3 separate regions of the Mus musculus genome follow, and regions 2 and 3 are each linked to region 1. A link is a loop called in an ENCODE intact Hi-C map of the cell type or tissue named here. Cell type or tissue: left cerebral cortex. All regions are shown on one strand. Region 1 overlaps St6galnac3 (ST6 (alpha-N-acetyl-neuraminyl-2,3-beta-galactosyl-1,3)-N-acetylgalactosaminide alpha-2,6-sialyltransferase 3). Region 2 holds the start of Gm52620 (a long non-coding RNA gene). Region 3 overlaps St6galnac3 (ST6 (alpha-N-acetyl-neuraminyl-2,3-beta-galactosyl-1,3)-N-acetylgalactosaminide alpha-2,6-sialyltransferase 3).

Region 1 (2,500 bases):
TTCAGTCTCCATCTCTATCCAAGTGGCCCTGATGGTTGTTCCCTCTCGGCTTGTTCCCTGTACTCTGAGTAATCCTTAGCTTGCAGTCTGTAGGCAGCTAGGGTCCTCTTCTTATTTTTCTCTTTTCTGAAGCCCCTCATCCCCCAACTTCTCACTCTTTGCAGTACGCTGTCACCAGCTCACTAGTATCTGTGTATGTCTTCCTCACAGCCTTGAGAGACAGGCTTCAACTGTTCTTCGTCATGGCCAGGCCTGAGTGCCAGCTGGGCCATCGATTCACTGCTGGGGTCTTGACAGGAAAGACTAGGAACCCATCTTAGGCAGTGTCTTTGCAGATGGGAACACCTCTCCCATGTTAAAGTATCTTAAGGATTAACACGACCTTGTCTGGACTTTACATTAGCCCATAGTAGAACTGTCACACATGTAAATAGGCTTTCTTTACCTTCTGATTTAATCTCTCTCTCTCTCTCTGTCTCTCTCTCTGTCTCTCTCTCTCTCTCTCTCACACACACACACACACACACACACACACACACACACACACACACACACACTCTCGAAGGATTTCTCTGTGTAGACCTGGCTGTCCTGGAACTCACTCTGTAGATCAGGCTGGCCTCGAACTCAGAAATCCACCTGCCTCTGCCTCCCGAGTGCTGGGATTAAAGGCGTGCACCACCACGCTCAGCACTTCATCTCTTTTTAATATTCTCTTTAAACTCTGGCAAAAAATTTCTATTGCTTCCTGAGCCAATGGTTTAAATGCTTTTACTCTTTAATTACATCTTTGGAACCAAGACCCAATGTCCCAATTTCTCTATTGATCATAAAATAACCCACACTTCCTTTAAATTACCTGCTCATCTCATTTAAGTCTTCCTAGAGCTCTAGTAATGTCCTAAGGAACACTAGGAAATAAAATGGGAAAAGAATCCAAGGCGGAACGTGAACCTTCTGTTTACCTGGCAGAGACGTCTCTGTAGGGTGTGTACCAGCCATGGTGCACTGTGTGCATTTTGTAGACATCCCTTTTCAGGAAAGTGTTTAGCAAAATGGCATTTGGAAAAATACATTAGATAAATGGCTTCTGAAGTAGTGTTCTAATCTAATTATTAAAGCCAATCCATATTCATAAGTTAAAGGCTGGCAAAAATACTGCTTTGGTGCATTTATTTTATAATAACCTTGATGTGTTCTACAATGTCCCAGCCAGACACTTCAAGGCAGGCCCAGCCTGATTCAGTCAGCACAGTGAAGCACTCGTGGGGTCAGGAGCGCCTCACACACTTGCTGAGGCAAGCATAGGCATGTCCTGGGAGCCAACACTGTTTGAGGGGAAGGAGCAAGGGAAGGTGAGCAACAATCCTGTGTTATCAGTTCCAATCAAGTTGTGTGTACCCAGAGGTGGCTGGAATACAGACAGGAGTAAGGCTGGTATGACGTCACTGGAGACAGGAGAAAGCGATCTTGTTTCTAGACTGTTTTCTCTCAGTCTGATACCCAGGTTGCTGTAGCAACATGTCTTAGGAACAACAGCCATTTATTTTTCAAAAATCTATGGTTGGAGGTCTATGTGCCTGATCTCTGTGCTTTAGTAAGGGCTTTCTTCTTCAGTGTGCACACTGCTGACATCTTGTAGTGTCCTTCCATGCTGAGATGGAAAAGAATAAAGAAAGCTCTCTCTTCATTCCAAAGACATTACTCTCACTCATGGCAGGGGTGGGGTGGGGCGGAGCTGTCTTCCTTTATTGTACATCTAATCCTAATCCTATTCTAATTCTTTCCCAAAGACCTGACAGCCTCATATGATAACTTAATGATAAGAATTTTGAAGGTAGAAATTGAGTCTATAAGATATACCTTAAGAATTAACCTTTGCTCCAGAATTCATTTTCATGGCAAGTTATTTCTGTTACCACTAGGTAAGTTTTCCAGTATGAGAGAATAGACAGAATATATACGATGTAAAATTGTAAATTCTGAAAACTATTTTAATGATCATGATCTCATTGATATGCAATAGCTGAAACGATGAGAAACGATGGAGCAATAAAATAATCAAGCAACCTATTTTATTATAATTGCTAAGATATTTCAGGTAAGTCTTCCTTTTAGAATGAGGGTATTTTTTTTTTTTTTTTTTTTTACAGAACACTTAGCTCCTTTGCAACATGAAATGTCGGGAATACTACCTTTACAACTGGCAGAAACACAAAAGCTTCTTAAAAATTTCAAGAAATCTTACAGAAACCTTTCGGTTCTTTGCATGCGGAAGAGAATTACCAAGGAATTTATTTTAATGGGAACAGCTAATGAAAAAAGAAATGAGAAGTATTAATAGTGTTTCTTCTATCAAATGTCTGGAAATAAACAATCATAAAATATTCACAAGGGGGAGAGGTGCAATGAACCCACAGCCATGGGAGGAGGGCAGAGGCAGAGGAAGCAGAAGCAGCTGCATTACTGTGGGAAGTAAATATTTCAGATCTATCAAGTT
Region 2 (2,500 bases), 160 kb before region 1:
GATAAATAGAAATTGAAGCTCATCGCCTGACTAAAAGTTTGTATTTTCTGAGATCCCCCCGTGCCTCTTTATACATCAGAAGCTTCCTTGCAAGCTAGGACTCAAGTACATCAGAGCAGGAGAGACTTAACAAGCCTTTTAACTTCGCTGTTTATGGCTGACTTTGAATTCCCTTTAGGTTTAATCCTTAGAAATAATATTGCTCTGAAAGATTTTGCAAAATGCTGGTCTCCTGACTCCTGTTATGATGGTGTGGGAAGAAAATACCACGCAAGGGGAACTTTCCCCTTCACCCTTTTCTCGAAATGAATGAAATGTCCTTTAGACCACTGGCAGCATCCTTACTACATCAGAGTCAGAATTGTTGCAGTAGAGCTGGAAAGAGAAAGAAAGGTCAGCTGAGGACCTCCACTATCCAAACCAAGCTAAAGTGCACAGCAGAAAGAAAATTTGGAAGGCAAAATTGTTGAAACCAAAGAGAAGAGGTGTGGGGCATATCTCACTGGTAGAGTACTTTCAGAGCCTGTACTTTCAATGGCTCTCAGCTCAATTTACTGCAGAGAGATGGGGTGGAATTAGTAATCACAAGGACAGGCCTCAGGTACGTATGAGGACATAAAGATCATGACAGGATTATGCTGGAGAAGGAAAGCAGCAAGACCAAGAAGTCTGTGCTCCCAGGAGATTGAACTGGGGCTCACTGAGCCCTGAAGGGGAGTTGAAAGTGACATAGGAGCCAGGCTTAGAGAGAGAGTTGCGCAGAGTCCTCGCAGAAAAACTCAGGGCAGAGGAAAGAGATAATGATAAAAGACCTCTCAGAGCCCTGCCATGGAAGGCCTCCTGAAAGCGGATCAATCATGCAGAGTACCATTTTGAAATTACTGCCTGTCGTCTTAGCTACGAACCCCGTTAGCCCTTTGTGCTTATTGGGGTCCCTTTTCCTGATAGAATACAGCCAGTCGTCCATCAGAAATGTAGCTCTGTGTTCGTCAGAAGCGAGCTGTTGCACATAGCCATTCCTCTGTCTTCGAGCCCCTTACCAGTTCTTAGTGCCTTTTGTGTGGTGCTAGGGGCTGTGGAATCTCAAGGCTCAGGCGTACTGGGCAAGAGCTCTGCTGCCCAGCTCGCCCAGTGCTCACAGGTCTTCTGAAGGAAGCAATGCTGGTGTGTTCAAGAGCAGTGTGGAAAGAGGAGCCTCTGGGTTGCATGGGGGGGGGGGGGAGGGACTCAATGGTCATGAGGGTGTTCCCAAGCTGCAGTTCCAGTTTTGACCAGTCCCACAGTATGTCTGACTTAACATAATCCATGCATGGAGCACACGTTTACAGCCAACCCTAAACCAGCCATCAGTCTATTTACTGTGGAGGAAAGTTAGAGAAGGCATGGCTAGATGAAGCACCCAGGTACTAGAGAAGGCATGGTCGGGCCCTAGCTGGATTTAATGAAATTCTTTCCAAATGGTGCAGTCTGTTTAAGGGAGAACTGTTGTCAGCATGGGCACCTGGTAGACATGGAAACATGCCAGTAAGTGAGTTTGTATTTCCTCTTCCTTAGCTGTAAATTGTATCAACTCATTTAATAGTAATTCAGTTCTTCCTGAGATTAAAGGAGGTTTTTGTGGGCTCCGCCCCACACTGGCCGCTCGTTGGTCTGCTTAACCTTTGCATTCAAACTTCCTGGTATAAAACCGCTTTCTGTGTCCTTGACTGTTCTACCTCTCTGTTTCTGGGACCAGCGTGTGCTTGCTCCCAAAGCAGAATTCTCCCCGGCTTAGCAGTTCCTCCTGCGCTCTTGGGGACAGCTGCTTGACGGTGACTATGTGGGAAGCTGGAGGCTGTCCAGCTCCATTGGCAGAGACTAATCATTTAGAATGTTTTGTTTCTTTCATTTGTTTCTCACTCTGCATTGAAGAAAAAGTAGAAGAAAAAGAAAAAGAAAGCTGGAAATGTGTCTCCCGAGTGGGCCGTAGAGGTAAGTGTGTGGGCAAAGTTGGAGGGATGGGACCAGGCACACGCACCCTCCCTGCCACCTGTTAGCTGAGAAATTCATCTCCTTTCTCTTCTGTGCTTTGTTCCTGCCATCTGCTGAGCTATATTAGTCAGGTCCCTGCGGTTACACATACAGGAACTAACTTGACCTCACACAAAGACAAGGCATGATTGAGAATACAGGGACCTTTTCCAAAACCCACCATGGATATGAACACAGGTAGTCTCCATCTATCTCTCTACCATCTACCATCTGTCTACCATCTAACTATCCATTTATCTATCTATCATCTATCTATCTATCTATCTATCTATCTATCTATCTATCTATCTATCTATCTATCCATCTATCTATGATATCTTTCTCTATTTTTACCTTTTTTAATGTCTATCTGCCTCTCCTGTGTCTAGATTTCCTATCCAAGAAGAGCAAGGTGCTTATACACAGCACCTAACTCCAGATCTTAGAAATCACTTAGCTGATGAGCTGGGCTCTTCACAGTCCTGGTCCC
Region 3 (2,500 bases), 260 kb after region 1:
TCCATTTTCAGTCTTCTTCCCAGAATTCATGAACAAGTAATCCTTCAAGAGAGGAAGCTGTATGGCTGTTCATCCCCTGCCTCCCCCCCCCCCCACACACACACAGCACACCTCAGTCGGAACATTCAACGGTCAGGTTCACAAGGGTCTCATTCAAAATGCCAGCTTCTCTCTCAGGATTACCAGCCATTTGAGAATCACTGGTTGGCAGGAAGTTTCCCCTGTCAGCTTCTGCCCCATCATGAATTGGAGGGCAGGGACTCTAACAGCTACATTTTCCCATCATATATGGAGGATTGGGAATCTAACAGCTACATTTTCTTTGCACTAGGATCTTGGATGTCTATTAGACACTGCCAACAGGATGCAAGCCATCATGGTCTGCAGTGCTGGAGATGGAGTTAATCTTCCCCTATCACTGGTAGCTGAAAGATGGCCTCTGTCAGCCAGACAATTTCTCAAGATTTCATTTTCAACTAGATACTAGATTTGAAATATGGAAAAAAAAAAGTCACACTTCCCAGAACCCTCATGCTGTTACCCAACCTTGAGTAAGTTACTTAATTTTTTGACCCTGTGCTTACTCATTTGTAAATAAGATTGATCCACTGGCAAGAAAGTGCTGGCTATGACTTTCATTCCACTTGAGGCACTTAGCAGAGCACTTGGCACAGAGAGGCACTCAGGAAGCTGCCGCTAAGATTATGATCATCTGAGAACAACAAAGCCAGCCTGGTGAAGAGGAGGTCTATCTGGAATGAGCAACAGAAGGCAGCTCTGTGACATCAGTGAGCTACTTAGTTTCTTTGTGCTTCATTTATTGGCTGTTCTCTACTGAAAATGGTGGATGCCATAGACAGCAGAATTATTCAGTAAACGTTATACTGTTTATACAAACCTACCAAAAATAAACAAATATCTGTGGATAATCATTAATTATTATAAAAAGTGTGCAAATATTTCCCACCACTGCTAAGGAGGCAAATCAAACAAATCCCTGGTGCCATCTTTACATATAGAAAACTGGTATTTGCAACTAACACATGAAGGTAGAAAGTAGAAGGGCCGATACAGACCATTTTGCTATATTTTGAACATCTTTGTCTGGCAGTAATGCCAAATGCACTGTAAGAGACAGTTAGGGAAAGAATCCTAAGCGAATTCTCCTAATTGGCTTTCTGCATAGTTAACTTCACTTACAGAGAAAAACGGTTATGGGGGCAGGACACATTGCAAGAGAAGGCTCGTGGGCACAATTATGTAGCCTACAGAATTTAAGATGCTTTCTTCCATGCTACAAGCAAAAAAATAAAGAAAGAATGAAAGAAATAAATGCTTCCCAGTGGCAGGAATATGCTAAGGCAGATCCGATGGTGGATATTACTGATGCTGTGAAGTCTGCCTGCCTGTAAAGGCCACAGCACTTTATACAAGCACAGCAGCCACTGTCAGGCGACTCCATCCCTGGACTCTAACCGGGGAGAGCAACAACAGGCTCAGAGCACCTTATTTAATGAAAAGGAGAATTGGAAGGTTCACCCTGGTTTGGACAGCAGATTGGCCACAGTCCAATCGCTGGAAAACAAGAAAGTTGTGGGGTACTGAAGGCAGTCAAGCCAGCTGGTGTTCGTTTGGCTCCCAGGAATATCAAAGATGCACAGACTTGCCCCTCTGAGGTACCAGGCCTTCAATAGTAAGCATTAGGGCCCTTTGGCTCAGAGCTTATCACCTAAGAATCTGCTTCACTTTGATCCTCAGTAGATTCCTGCCAAAGGATATCAATCTCAACCTAGTTTAAAATCAAGAAGCCGGACTGCCATTTCCTACCAACTCTCTAATTTAGGAAAACTGATATTTTCACTCTAAAATGCTGTCCCATCTGACAAATAATTCAGGGAATTCGGGGCCAATGCGTTGGTACAACCTGGAAAAGAACACAGTTAACAATCACCCTGCTTTTTAAACAGAACTTAAATAACGAAAAATAGCACCATTGGTTTTGAAAACTATAGGGAGAGACACAGGAGGTCAGTTCATCAGCAGCAGGGCAGGAATGGCGTGGTAGCTGTGATTTCTGCCGGACTATGAAAGGACAGAGGGAGAGTTGCATAGTTGACCCAGCTATGGTCTTCACCATAGCTCCTAATGGCACCACAAAATGCACTCCTGCATATAAGATCCACGGGGCTCAGAAGTTCAACACAAGCAAGTAAGACAGACCCACAGGGAAGAGTGACAGGCAGCTGAACCCTTAGTTAAAAAACATCCAGACTTCAGACTAAGGTGCTAGCCTTTGTAAGCTCTCTCCTACCTCCTCCCCACCTCTCTATCTTCCACCCAGCCTTAACTGATGCTCTGGAGGCAGGTTCAAAACTCACCCCTGACACTTTGAACATGTGACTTGAGAATTGTCTAGTGTAGCCTATTTTCTCATTTACAAATGAAATTGTGACTTTATATAAACCAAGGAGAATGTGCAATGGACATTCAAATCCCATGA

Evidence for each region. Peaks named below come from ENCODE experiments on the same cell type or tissue, not always from the same donor. Only the 100,000 strongest peaks of a DNase experiment are listed, where the experiment ranks them.
Region 2: it touches region 1 in a loop (5-fold over the local background); 2 of 42 quality-filtered maps call a loop at or near these places.
Region 3: it touches region 1 in a loop (2.0-fold over the local background); 2 of 42 quality-filtered maps call a loop at or near these places.

Annotation. Positions count from the first base shown.
Region 1 is chr3:153,233,623-153,236,122 of GRCm38, forward strand. All of the region lies in intron 3 of St6galnac3 (ST6 (alpha-N-acetyl-neuraminyl-2,3-beta-galactosyl-1,3)-N-acetylgalactosaminide alpha-2,6-sialyltransferase 3), which reads right to left. Among named protein-coding and RNA genes, the nearest start is that of Gm33066, 10 kb to the left of the region's middle. In left cerebral cortex, no CTCF peak of the experiment used is centred here; a DNase peak (open chromatin) is centred at 1,466; H3K27ac peaks cover 337 bases.
Region 2 is chr3:153,076,569-153,079,068 of GRCm38, forward strand. It overlaps Gm52620 (a long non-coding RNA gene), which reads left to right and starts at 1,703. Exons shown (of 2, transcript XR_003954593.1): 1 at 1,703-1,971. In left cerebral cortex, no CTCF peak of the experiment used is centred here; DNase peaks (open chromatin) are centred at 1,535 and 1,881; H3K27ac peaks cover 852 bases.
Region 3 is chr3:153,492,524-153,495,023 of GRCm38, forward strand. All of the region lies in intron 2 of St6galnac3 (ST6 (alpha-N-acetyl-neuraminyl-2,3-beta-galactosyl-1,3)-N-acetylgalactosaminide alpha-2,6-sialyltransferase 3), which reads right to left. Among named protein-coding and RNA genes, the nearest start is that of Gm46831, 16 kb to the right of the region's middle. In left cerebral cortex, a CTCF peak has its summit at 1,307; DNase peaks (open chromatin) are centred at 718 and 1,288; H3K27ac peaks cover 457 bases.